Regions from separate parts of the Homo sapiens genome. Here region 2 is linked to region 1. The links are chromatin contacts, found by Hi-C or POLR2A ChIA-PET in ENCODE. All regions are on one chromosome and are shown on one strand. Each heading gives the region's core, a stretch centred on a gene start or an enhancer-like site at or near the end of the contact. The rest is flanking DNA. Distances are from core to core; before and after follow the strand shown.

Region 1 (7,118 bases), core at 2,043-4,542:
GCCCAGGCTGGTTTCAAACACCTGGCCTCAAGTGATCCTCCCTCCTTTGCCTCCCAAACTGTTGGAGTTATAGGCATGAGCCACTGTGCCTGGCCAAAATTTTTTTTTAATATTGGAAAAAAATTGTTGTTTAATTAATTAATTTGTTTCTTCATCAAAACTTATTGAGTAACTCATGAGCCAGAAATTGTTTTAGGCATTTAGGATTCATCAGTGCACCAAAGAAAAGATTTCAGCTTATTCATCAAGGAAATAGAAAATAAAGAATAAATATAATAAGTAATGTATATTATACATATTTTAAATATACATCTATATCATAGAGTTACATTAGATAATGGCTACAGAATTTTATATGATTTAAAGATGAACAGGGTAGCAGTTATTACAATGGAAAGAGGGGCAAGTTAAAAGATTAAACAGGGTAACCAGGATGTCCTCACTTTAAAGGTAAGATCTGAGCAGAAACCTGAGAAAGGTGAGGGAGATAGATAACTGGATTCTGGGGAAGAGCATCCAGGCAGAGTGAACAGAGTGAGCCAAGGGTTTTTAAGTGCCTGGTAGATTCCAGGAGTAGCAAAGAGGTCAGAGTGTCTAGACTTCAGTGAACTGGGGAAAAGAGGGAGATTAGTAGACATCAAGAGGTAAGGGTGGGGTCAGGTCACAAAGGGGCTTATAGATCATTGTAAGAGCTTAGCTTTATTCTGAGTGAAATGTAGAGCCATTGCAGGATTTTCAGTCTAGGTGTGATTTATCTTATTTACACATGAAAAAAAAAAATCCTTCTGCCAGTTTTAGGGAGAATAAACTGTAAAGTAGTAAAAGGGGATGCTGGTAGACCAGATGAGAGTCCACTGCATGACAGAGGATGGAGGGCTGGACAGCATGGAAGCAAAGGAGGAGATGAGGAGCAGCTGGGCTCTGTTATATTTTGAAAGCAGAAGCAACATGATTTCCTAGTAGACTGAATGTGGAATGAAAGAGAAGAGAAGAGACAAGGATGGCTCCTTGTGGTTGAAAGGAACCAATAAAAACAATTTAATTTTTAAATATTCAATAAGCGAGTTATTTTCTAAGTTAGTAATAAAGGGTTTGATATTTTCAAAAGATTATAGTTTTAAAATATAACCAAAGAATATCAGATTTAGCCCCATATCTATAAGCCAAAACATCTGAACAAACAGAAATCTGCAAATAGTTCAACAATGTCCTCTACCTAGGAAGAAGCATACAGAGTTATATTAATTATCTCTGGGAAGCATATGGAGAAGAGTAGCCTTCTGATTCTCATATAAGAAATCATCTCTGCATCAAATTAGTGCCACCAACATTGACAAGTATTGTTTATTTCTGTGCCAGTGACTTCCTTACAGAATAAAAGAATAAAAGCAGAAATCTCGGACTTACTAAAAAAATCAATCCATATTGATGAAGGATTAAAGGTCCTCAACCTTATAGCTACCTAATTATTCCCCTTAGCAAGCTTATTAGACATTTTCTGCATCAAGTATACTTTTCTCCCTTAACTGGATGATTTGGCATTTATCCTGGTTCAGTCTATTATGCAATTGTCTTATAACTGGTCTTTCTTCTCTTAGTTTCTTGTCCCACATCTGACTTCAATCTACTTTACACATCACTGCCAGATTTATTTTCTTTTAGCAATGTTTAGCCCTTATCACGCAATGGCCACAACCTATTAATAGCTGTCTATTATCTTGCCAGATTAGGAGAATTCAAATTTATTTTCACATAAAAATACTTTAAATAAAGCAAACCACTCCTGAGATACAAAATATACTGTATTTTTATTACATATGTGATAAAAGTTTAAACTCCTTATACTGGAGAATTGTATACTGGGTTAGCATATGAGTTTTAGAATCAAAAGAAATCGGGTTAAGTTTAGGCTCTGCTACTAATTATTAACTATGTTTTGGCCAGTTATGTAACCTCTCTGCATCTCAGAATCTTTTCTTTTTTTTTTTTTTTTTTTTTTTTTAAGAGACAGGGTCTCGCTCTGTCACCTAAGCTTAGCCTCCTGGGTAGCTAGGAATACAGGCACATTGCACCACACTTGGCTAATTTTTATTTTATTTTTTTGTAGAGACAGGGTCTCACTATGAACCCAGGCTTGTCTCGAACACTTGGCCTCAAGTGATCCTTCTGCCTCAACCTCCCAAAGTATTGAGATTACAGGCATGAGCCACCATGCCAGGCCTCAGATTCTTTACCTCAAAAATAAGATGATATCACCTTCTGCATAGAGTTGTGGCAAACACAAGAAAAATAGTAGGTATGACATATTAAGAAGGTACCTGGCACATAATAAATGCTTAATAAAGTTCAGCAGCTACCACAATTATGATACAGTATATGCAAAATGTTCTGAATGCTGTTATTATTTAAGACCTTCAGTAATCAAAACAAATTTCTAGTACATCAGATATGAACCTCAGTCTAGACTCAAAGAGTGCTGGAAATATCCTTTTCTTCATTTTTAAAATCAAATCATATGTGTTTGATTTGGAGTACCAGCCTTTCTTTTTCAGGAAGATATTAAATCACATTCATTGTTTAACTCTTCCTCAAGGTCCTACCTGAATCTAGGAAGCGTGTCATGTCCAAAAGGTGGGGAGCAAAATTGTTAACTTCCCTGCTATCAATGTCACAAGGGGCCCTTGGAGTCCAATGGCTCTCTGCTTTTGTGTGCACAGAGGAGAAAGGGAACCTCTGTCAGGCTGGGAGCTCTGGTGCTTCAGGTCAACCTCTCTAGGCAATTGCACGCAGAGAAACCCACTCTTGGGGAAATTTCTCCAAGGTCCTTGTCTTTCTCCATTTGACTCCAGACACTCTTAGATTCCAATGAATCTAGGCTTTAAAAATACATAAGAAGCACCTTATCTTCTAGACGCTTCTAGTATTGACCAAAAACCCTGAGACCAATAGACGGAAAGAGCCTAACCACCTGCTTGGGAAAGGAAAAAGAGAACAATATAGGGAAGATATTTTAACAATTTATATTTGAATAAACTGCCCTACAGATGGATCCCTAGCATTTTCAGGACTCTGGTTCCCGGTGCAGCCAAGCTTTGTCTACCAAAATCAGTCCACTCCAAACACACAGAAACCGTGGCCTTTTGGCCAATGCTCAGACATGGGTTGGGCAAAATGACAGGGCAGGAAGAAAAAGCCTGGGAAACAGGCCCATGCAGATACTGGAAGTGAGCTCAGGAACATGTGGGCAAGAAATCCCAAGGTCCTGATTCTTACTCCAGAAGGGATTGGGCAACACACATTCTCTTGATTCCCCCTGAGGAAAGGGACACACCCAGAAGAAACTGAAAAGTTCAAGGACAGGGCTCTAAAGAGGAGCCTTTTGTCATCTTCACTACTCATCCAGTTCTGTCCTGCTCTTGCTAAGAAAAACAGCCAAACGCTGCCCTTCTCTATGTAAGCCTTAAGCTTTATGCCTTTTCTCATGGAAACTCAATTCTTCGACACCTCTCCATTCATTCAATAAGTCTCAGTCCAGATGATTAATTTAATGTGGCAGCAAATATAACAATTTTTAAATGATTCAAAAAAGAAATCTGTGAACTTTCTCTATTATCCCTATAATTCTCATTTAGACAAGAGTTCTATTCTCATCAGTTAGGCATCTTCCTTATCATCGTAACTATAGCAGCATGTGTAACAGATAGGCAACACTAACTCACTGAAACTCAGTGTTCTCATCTCTAACATACAAATAAGAAGTCAGGCCAAGCAATACCAGATAGCTGCCATAAAATAATAGAAGAGAATACATTTAAAATTAAATCACTATACAAATATCAGTTATGAAAACAACACAAATCCTAAAACTGTTGTCTTTAAAACCGTCTTCTAAAACTACACTATATCTAACTATGAACTTTCAGATTTCATTTTAATGTAATTCAGTTCAGCAGATTCTTATAACAGATCTTTGGTCAAAATGTCCTGGGCCAGTTGTTTCCGAACCGTAAAGTCATTGGATACCCTGATTCAAGAGGTCATAGGGTAGGTTCCAAGAAATCACTCTATTTTGTTAATTGTTGTAGAATATACTTAACATAAAATTTGCTATCTTAACCATTTTTAAGTATACAGCTAAATGGCATTAACAATATTCATATTGTTATGCAACCATCACCACTGTCTGTCTCCAGAACTTTTTCAACATTACCAGCTGAAATTGTGTACCTGTTAAAGAATAACTAGCCCCTGTCAACCACTAGTCTACTTTCTCTCTCTATGAATTTGACTATGGCAGGTATCCCTTAGAAGTAGAATCACAATATTTGTCCGTTTGTGTCTGCTTATTTCATCCAGTATAATGTCTTCAAAGTTCATTTATGTTGTTCTTCTACTCAGATAATTTTAACGTGCAGGAAGATTGATAGCCTTACCAGTCAATTATTTTCATTTGGTATATGATAACTTAAAATAATCACTAAAACACACAAACCTATTCCAACTTATTTTCTGAAGTGTAGCCAAGTTTTTCAGCCTGCATTCTGGTTTATTAACCTTTGGATTCCCATATGTTTGTAGAAACTTCTTCAAAACTCAAGGACAACTGCTTCTGGAAATTGGCCCCTGACAACTTTCTCTCTACATCTAAGTAGGCATCCCACCTGAATAGCACTTACACTTGTATTGTAACCATCTGTTGGTATATTTGTCTCCTCTCTAATATATAAATTCATTGAAAGTCCTGCTTTTGTAGTAAATAGTAACAGGACACTTAGAATCAGGGGAAAAAAAAGGCTTTGAATCCCAGCACCTTCCCTTCCTAGCTGTGTAACTACAGGCAAGATACTTAAAGCCGAGAAGCTTCCTTAGTTGGAAAATTAAAACAATAAAACTTAGCTCATGGTGTTGTTGTTATTATTAATAAATATGAAATATTTGGCCAAGGGGCTGCTGTAGGGTAAGCACTCAATTAAAGGAACACGTCATTTAGCTTCTGTAATGCTATACTTAATATAGAGCATGCCATGTAGTGGGTACTTAAAACATTCAGATTGAAGGACTATATGCAATAAAGCCAAATGCAATGAAGCAACAGTGGTTCTGACCCAGGGTCACTAGACAGGATTACACAGTTTGCAAATGTACAAAGGCACCTGCAGGGGGCCTGAGTGAGGGCTGAAATTCAGCCCATTCACTCTCTGTATGCCACCCATTGTGCCCTGACAGCAGCTTCATCAGCCCAGAGGAGGGAGCACATCTTATATTTCAAAAAAGGTGCCAAATTTATGATTACCCTGGTCTGTGTAAAGTATCTTCTGCTTGCTATTTTTCAGGAACCACAGGAATATTTCCTTGAGGCTATTTACTTGAGACGAATTCAGAAGAGAAACATTTATTGACAGAGTTTTCTTATAAAAGGCTGTTACAGCAGCCTTCTAAAAAACTCACTGAAGGGCTAGGTTTGAAATCAGCACTCAGGTTACTCTGGTGCTCCTGTCAGAATGACCATCAGGAAGTGAGGCACTAATCACACACTTTATTAAATTGCCTCTGAAATGCTTAATAGCATCTAATGCAATGGCTTATTCAAAAGATCACACTGCACCTGATCTTTGCTCTGTAAGTTTTACAATTGCATATGCCTGCATCAAAAATAAAATCATATACATTTTTATGGAATTAAATAAATTACATCTGGTTGTTAAGAATGAAAAAGGAATGTATGACCTTTTAAATATTTAATGGCTGCACTAATGGTGATGTGCCTATAAGGTTTATCCCCAATTTTCTTCCCAGTCTTCTGAAACTTGGGAGGTGATCCCCCACTCCTTGTTCTTCAACAGTGTTTCTCCATGGGGCTCTATTGGCATTTGGGACAGCACACATCTTCAATGTGCAGGGCTGGCCTATGTACTGCAGAACGTTTATCATCTCTCATTTCTACCCATGAAATACCAATAGCATTCCTGATCCTTGTGACAAGCAAACGCCCTTTGGGAGCAATACTGTCTCACTTTATAATTTCATAATTTTTCCAGTTCAGCAAGTGAGTTTGCTATTTGTTCTGCATGAAACTTCAAAACCCCTGGTGACTGAGTCTTGCTCAACCTCTCATCTCCCAAAGGCTGGACACCTGTTGCCCAGGACACTCCTATGATGGGAAGCCATCTGTTTAAAGTGCTTCTGAAACCTTGCTGCCTACATATGGGCAGATAAATGGGTCTAGGACTCTTAATCCTTAGTTTATGACTGTCTTGAAAACCACAATATTCAAAATACTATTTCTGAAATACATTAATGGGTATTCCACATCAAGAGAAGGGCTCCATAAATAAATTTTAAAATTCTGAGTTATAAAAATTTGAAAAATCCTCTTTACTACATGACTTATTAAAGTCTTTATTTGCTAAAAGAAATTTAAAAACACTGAGAAAGCTAATTGAAGAAGGAAAAGAGTATTTTTCAAACTTACTCAACCAGGTAACTCCTTTATTCGGGAATATCTATTAACGTATTGAGGAATTCCATACTACATAGTTTGGAAACTTTGGTTTAGGCTGAGGTGACAAGATTTACAATAGCCTCTATTCTTAACATGAAATAGAAGTTAGCATGGCCTCCTTGTGAATTGCTCCATATTTTTAAGATAAAATTCAGCCATTATCTTCTCTGAGAAAACTTGCTTGATAATTTCTCTAATTTCCTTCCTTCCCTTTTTCCTGCTCACTCCAGATTCTTCACAGACGCATTTACAAAGGCAAAGTTCTTGTATTGTGATTAACTGTCTTGCTTCATCCCTAGATCACCAAACTATGGTCCACTGATCCACTACCTATTTTTGTAAATCAAATTTTATTGAAATATAGTCATGCTTGCTGGTGTATTATCTATGTCTGCTTTTAGGGTACAGTGGCAGAGGTGAGTAGTTGCGTTGCGACAAAGACCATATGACCTGCAAACCTATAATATTTACTATTTGGTCTTTTACGGGAAAGTTTTCCAACCGCAGTCCTAGGCTCCTATTACCTTAAGGTCAGGTACGGTGTCCAATTCCTTCAGCTTAATGCCTAGTAAATGATAGATACTCAAAGTTTGTTGAATGACATAATTTTTCACCT
Region 2 (7,101 bases), core at 2,022-4,521, 43 kb before region 1:
GCATAAGAAAATACATGGAACAAAAGAAAAGAAATCCCTAAACCATACATATATGCTATGTACTAAATTTCACTGATTCTAAGATGCTCTGTTTTTGATTTATTGTTCCTCAAATTAGGATGTATCTTACAATGGATGGATCCTGAAATTTAATAAAATAGAGTGATTTTTTTGCTATGTAACAAGTGGCAGAGAGGGGAACAGATGGAATTACTACAATGGTAAGTTGATACTTTTCTCTATCTAGCTTTGATTGTGTTCCCCAAACTTGGATATTGAGAAGTAAAATTGTTCTATCTCTCACTTTCATCATATAGATAATGATCATTACAATATCTACTGTGATCTGATGAGAATTTTCCCTCAAAAGGATGTGTTACTCATTCTAGAATAGGAAATGGTTATGGGCTTGGTGCTTTGGTGAAAGAAAAAAGAGAGAGAAGAAGACGAAAGTTAAGGGAAGTAATAACATGGCAAAGTTGAAGAGAAGTGGTGCTTGAAGGTCCCAAAAAACCCTCCCCTCACTCCTCAGAAACAGAATGGCCTGGCAGGACTTGCATGTTTAAATGACTCTGTAAAGCTTGATGTCTGGGATCCCACTCAGCTTTGGTGAAAAATATCCCTGGCTGACACTACATGAGAGGTAGGGCCCATTTTTCCTTGAACTTTGAAAAACCAGTATAGCCATCATAGGTATCCAAACTTGTACCAGTGGCAAGAGCTATAAACAGAGGCCTTGACCCAGCCCTATATTCACATATCACATCAAAAGGGTCTCTCTTTTCCATAGCAGTAGAGTTATTTAAGAGCAGCCAGGATTAACCTTTGGAGAAAAGTACGTTTCCTGGGATCATATATTTATCAGTAGAGGACTGACCATCAGTAGAGGGCTAATTATTAATAGAGGGCTGATTATCAGTAGAAAGCTGATCCCCAAAATAAGAGAAGGGTTTTCCTGAAATAAATAAGACAGAGTCCCAAATGTTTAAAAGGAAAAAAGACAAGGGCTTATTTTTCACTCCAACCAAAAAAAGCAGGGGATATTTGGTATACCTGTCTTGCAAAGAATAAAGAGAAGTCATGAAAAAAAGAATAGAGCTAAAAGCAACAGAGAATGACCAATTACCTGACTCTTTAAGTTTCTGGTGGGGACTAGGGGCAGCTATAAGGCTATAGAAATTTTTCATTAATTTTAATTCAAAGGCAGTATGAAACAAATCAAGTATATAAAAGACTCCATTCATTGAATGTTTTAAATTTTCTAGGAATTCAACAAATAGTCTCAGTTTTTCTGAGTATCTAAGTCACCTATAGGAATAACTAAGAGAATGTAAACAGGATCACTCATCAGCATAACTTTTCATAGCAAACCACATTTTAGTAGATTTGAGAGAAAATCAAAGATTTTTCTTCTACAGTTATATAGTACTCTTGCATTTACCAAATATATATGTATTATTCCCACTGGTAAGTTAAAATGCTGTTTCATGGCCACTCAACATATTTAAGGACTCTACTCCCTAAAGTACTTACCAGAGGCCAAAAAAGACAAGTTAAAGCATGTTAAGGACATGACCAAGATAGTGGTGTTTCTCAAAATTAAAAAAAAAAAAATTAAGTTTATAAACTCATCAAGAAAGAAGAGAGTTGACAATGAGATCAGACTTTGCTCTTGATTTTATATAAATAATATGGTATAAAGAAGCAAAGCAATGTTAAGCCTGTGCTTTACTTCTTTACATCCTTCAGAGTTTGTATGTATCTGTTCAGGGTTGTAATCAATTGTGGATTTTATTTTTTGTGGATTTAAAAAAATTAATTATGGTTTTAAAATCAACAAAACCAAATAGGATCCAGTACCAATCACAACAAGGCAGAAGGATTCTCAATTTGGCCGTATGTGACATATTTTCTACAGCAAATAAAAATTTCTGTGTGAGTTCTGCTATAGCTATTGTAGCAATATTACATTAAATAAGTTTAGATTCTAAAAAAGGAAATAATGCAAAATAATGTTCAATTCTGGCAATTAATGTGTGGTGACAATGGAGCAACACTAAGAGAATAAAATAAGATAATAGCTGAAGTGGTCAAAACAGAATAGAGGATTCATAGGATAAACTAAGGAAAGCTGAACCAAGCACTAACACATAACGAGAAGAATTTTTAGACTTTACTTCTTAAAAGTGTACATACTCATACACTATAAAATTCATTCTCCTTGCTGGGTCTATCCACATACCCTTTCCCTATCAGTGTCCACTGCAAAAATAATACAAATGATAAAATAGTATTAATAATATATTCTATTTAATCTTTCCAGAAGCTTGCAAAAACTTTCTGAAGTACATACAATGATATTATTCCCATTTTACCTGATGAAGGAACTAAGCTTTAGAAGACTAAACAGTTTGCTCAGAGTCATATATCTAGAAGGGAAATAGCAAAAGTGGGACTTGATTTTGGGTACTCTGACTCCAGAGAAGTACTAAAATGTGACTAGGGATACCCCTGATGTCACACAATCCTTGGAGGACATCACATGTGCAGGTGTCTTCTCAGTGGGAAGAGGGGTGAGTAAGAAAGAAGGAAAAGGGATAAAAATGACATATGTATTAGGATCATACAAAGTTTAAGAAGAAAGGAATGCTTAAGATTGTAGTTTCCAATCACTTTAAAGAAGGGGAATGACATTAATGCCCTCTTAAAGTAAAATTCAAATGTCTTTCCACCTTGCTCTAAACCACATTTAGGTTCAGATTCATAAAAAGCCAACAATGACCCCCTCTTATCCATAGGGGATACATTGCAAGATCCCCAGTGGCTGTCTAAAACTTGCAGATAGTACCAAATCCTATATATACTATCTTTTCTCCTATACAAACCTACCTGTGATAAAGTTTAATTTATAAATTAAGCACAGTAAGAGACTAATAACTAATAAGAAATACAACAATTTTAACAACATACTTTAATAAAACTTACGTGTATATGGTCTCTGTCTCTTTCTCAAAATATCTTAATGTACTGTGTTTACCCTTCTTCTTGTGATGATGTGAGATGAAGAGAGGTGAATGACATAGGCATCATGAACATTGTATTAGCCTACTATTGACCTTCTGATGACATGTCAGAAGAAAGATCATCTGCTTCAGGTGATTTTAGATCATGAAGCCAAGACAATGTTGATGGTTGGAAGTCAGGAGCGGACGATGTCGATGACTAACAGGCAGATAGCGTATAAGTATGGATATGCTGGACTAAGGGATGATTCACATACTCAGTGGAACAGTGTGGGCTCAGGCTTTCATCACACTACTCAGACCAGCATGCAAATTAAAACTTATAAGTTGTTTATTTTTGGAATTTTCCATTTAATATTTTCGGGCCACAGAAAGTGAAACTGTGGATAAGGGGGAACTACTGTATTTGGATGAATTTTTGGACTTTGGCACTCTCAGTCAGTGGAAATCAGGCATTTAAATATTCCTGAGTAGAGACTATCCTTAGCATGCTGACCAGAAGTCTCTCATTTTTAGTTAACATAAAAAGGAAAACAAAGTATTATTTCTAAGAAGTTAGATAAACTACCACAAAATTAAACAGTAAATAAACAGGCAGTTCAGAGAATCTTTGAATACAGATGGTATGTACAACTCTTGGATCTGATTTCTTAAGTCAGACTGGAACGAAAAGAATTCAGACTAACCAAAGACTTAGTTCTTAAACATCTGCCAAGATTTACAAACCATGGCCTGTTTCAATATGCTCTTTCTGAGAGCACATAATAGCTTAAAGCCCCTGGAAATATTAAATTAGGTTAAACATTCAAAACAGGCCAACATTGCAGGAGAGAGAGTCAGATTCATATTAATTTATTTTTTATTTAATCGGTTTATTTAATGACTTTCCTCCTAAGAGCTCATAGCGGCATAGAATATGGCCACAATAAAATCATATGAAATATACAACAGTCCCTGCTTGCATGTGAAGAACTATTTCATACTTGTAAATCAAGTCCTATGAAGTGGTCTGGAAAACCTAGAAATGGCATTATGGACATTAGGTCTGGTACTGAGAGTACCTCATCTTTGTTTCTGTAATTTTCTTAAAGTGTTTTCCAACTCTAGAGTGTAAAGCTAAATTTTAAAAGAAGGCACTCCTGCTAACTAAACAGCAAAATAATTCTTTCTGAATTTCTGTGAATCATTATGAAAATCTTCTCATAAATCTCTTATACTTCCTCTTCTAACTATATCAATTCCTCCAAGAAAGCCCAAAAACAAAATGAGAACTGTCATCTAAAAAGTTTGTAAGAATTCAGGAGAAATGGGTTGTTTCTAATATGAATGTCATAAGCTTCTGTACCAGGAATGCATATTTCACATACATTTAGAAAATCTTTAAGAATTGTAAATTCTATTTGTCATTTCCTTTGATTCTGCCCAAGTATGTGTTTATGCAAGCAAAAAAATTTTTAAAAAAATTGTTTTTAAGCCAGCATCATAACAAGTACACTTGGGAAACAAACAAACAAAAAATTATAATTTTAGCTTTTCTCATACTCTCTACCCCCAGCATGATAAATGGAAGTATCAAAGATATAAGATGCAAGAAATGGGAGATTTTTCACAAGTCCTGTTGACTCATTCCTTAGAATCCAGTACTATGCCTACACAGATCATTTCACTACCTCTAGGTACAAATCCAGTTAGCCCCTTGTCGAAAATTTAAGGACATTGTCATTTACTTTCAGAAAACAAAATTATCAGGCATAGCTTTAATTGTCAGCATCTCTGCACTACTAACTTTATTCATTTGTGGTTTAGTTATGCATTATATGAAAGAAATGTTATAAATGCTGTGAATTGAGAAATAAATGTTCCAGGACTCGAGGAGGCCATCAGCAACAGGGAAAAAAGTTAAATAAAATTAAGGATTCATAATAATGGCACATAAATTGCTATGATAGAGATATAAATCAGTTGTTGAGACAACACATGGAAAGAGGCACCTAACCCCCAGCCCACACTAGATTGAACAGAAGGGATAATATTTGTGAGATTCTGACAAGGCTGAATAAACAGAATTTAAATTTAGAAATTTAAAAAGGGAGGGAAACAAGGAAGATCCAGTTTCCTTGAACAAATATTGCCATTCAATAAAATGGGAAAAGAAGGATGAAGTTTGAGGAAGATGATGAGCTCAGTATGAAACAGGGTGAGTTAGAGATTATAGGAGGGGTGGCTATGCAATTAACACATAAGGCTGTCTTCAGAAATAATAAATGGAAGAGTGCCATACATTTTAGATCATTTGCATATGCATATTAATGTAACAAAGTAACTTCAGGAAAGTTTAGTGAGTACTTCACTGTGGTGAATACCTATGCTGAAGGGAAAACTGGAAGACTCATAGCTTGTAAAGGTGACAATATAATAGCCAATAAAATTGGCAAAAAAACCTAGAAAAGTATGGGGTTACAAAAGATAAGGTGATTGTTTTGAGGAAGAAATTATGAGTCATATTAAATTCCCAAGAGAGGACACATATTATAAGGAATAAGAAGCGACAATTGGATTTGGTAACTAAGAAGTCTTTCATGACTGAGTGATATATGAGTTTAGAGAAGAACAAATGCCGGGTTGTATGAAATTAAAAGGGGAAGTAAGATGTCTGGTTATCTGTGCTCCAAGGTTAAAACATTTTTATCTTCAAATCTATCCTATCTCAAGCCCTGCAATTACTGAAATCCAGTTGTAGGAGTTCGGTAACTGTTTACCGAATTGAATCGCCTCTCCAATAATTGCTCTTGTGTTTGTTTGTTTAAATCATAAGGAGCACTTATCTCCAGAAAATTTAACAGTTTAATAGTTAACAGAACCACAGGTTATACTGAGTTTTCCTCTATATTTAACAACCATGTATAAATCAGGCTGAATGATTCTTAAGTTCAATTAGTATAAATATTTAGCACTTCTCTAAGATTTAGAAGCTGATGTCCCCTACTCTTGAGAATAGAGAGGCTCTTCCCAGTCAACTCAACTTTCAAGGTGAATAAGACAAAGATTTCCAGGGACTTAACTCACTCCACTATAGCCAAGCTACCCCATGGGCAGGAAGAGGTAGTTTTGGAGTAGCAAGTAGAGAAGCCTGGTAATGAGTACAGTGTCACCAGTTCCCATTGCCGGAACCATCCTGCTTAGGCTAGAGGCAGATAGAAAGTCTTCTAAGCCCCCACCTCATAGTTCTGCCCAAAACTCTATCATCTGTTTCTTTCTCTGTCCTGGCTTATTGATTAGCTTCTCATTTGATACCTGATTGAAATCCATGAGTAAAGAATGGTTGAACTTTTTGCTCAATTTCTCTGTGACAAAAACAATTGCTCAGACATAATTGACTATGAGCTCTGCCTTTGTGTGTGCAGACTAAAAATACTGAAGCAATCAGAGATGCTCCTTGTAGTTTGTCCTTCTCCTCATCCACAATTGGCAAGGCTAATCTTTCACTACTCCAGACGTCACAGACAGACGGTAGGGAAAACAGGGATAAACCTTTGCCTCTGCTATGGTGATCACAGAAACAGAGGTCAACGGAAACCATGTCAGCCTTGGTCCCTGAGAGACCACAATAAGCAGAACCCCTATACTGACCTACACTGAACATGTAATGTGAGTGAGGAACAAATTTAAGCTGCTGTTATTTGGGGATCGTTGGTTACTGTAGAGCAACTTAATATATCTTAACGAATGCAAAATGATTGAGAATTCTCAATAGATTTCAAAAGTGTGAAGCTAAAATGTTAAGAACAAATTTCCCTAATAGAATTTTCAAAACATAAAACTGAGGGTGTGTAGAATTGTTCCTTAATGCACATTGCACTTTGGCTGACACAACTCAAAATATAACCTGAAAAATCTGTGCGTGTGTGTGGGCGGTGTTGGGGGGGGGGTATGTGTGTGTAATCATGCACACAACCCTACACTTGTGGATTTTTTCTTTTCCAATGATTACTCTGATTTTCTTATCTAATTTGTTGTTATGATCTTGGAATCTGGGTGATGGCTTTTTGAATCATATGAGCAAAGCTTTTCTTTCTTT

The links. A loop is a pair of places that touch in the nucleus more often than their neighbours do. ChIA-PET counts read pairs that join two places held with the same protein, here RNA polymerase II (POLR2A).
Region 2: a map of IMR-90 shows a loop between it and region 1 (2.0-fold over the local background). The contact joins two enhancer-like sites. A Hi-C loop is called at or near these places in 1 of 168 maps with a recorded cell type or tissue (IMR-90). POLR2A ChIA-PET finds 5 or more read pairs at or near these places in 2 of 52 experiments (OCI-LY7 and activated T-cell).

The regions. Positions count from the first base shown.
Region 1 is chr10:51,891,530-51,898,647 of GRCh38, reverse strand. The region is part of intron 4 of PRKG1 (protein kinase cGMP-dependent 1); the gene reads right to left. Among named protein-coding and RNA genes, the nearest start is that of CSTF2T, 200 kb to the right of the region's middle. Within about 2 kb of position 3,292, at least 11 of the 41 ENCODE cell types and tissues checked have a DNase peak (open chromatin) inside an H3K27ac peak, as active enhancers do.
Region 2 is chr10:51,934,106-51,941,206 of GRCh38, reverse strand. The region is part of intron 5 of PRKG1 (protein kinase cGMP-dependent 1); the gene reads right to left. Among named protein-coding and RNA genes, the nearest start is that of CSTF2T, 240 kb to the right of the region's middle. Within about 2 kb of position 3,271, at least 2 of the 41 ENCODE cell types and tissues checked have a DNase peak (open chromatin) inside an H3K27ac peak, as active enhancers do.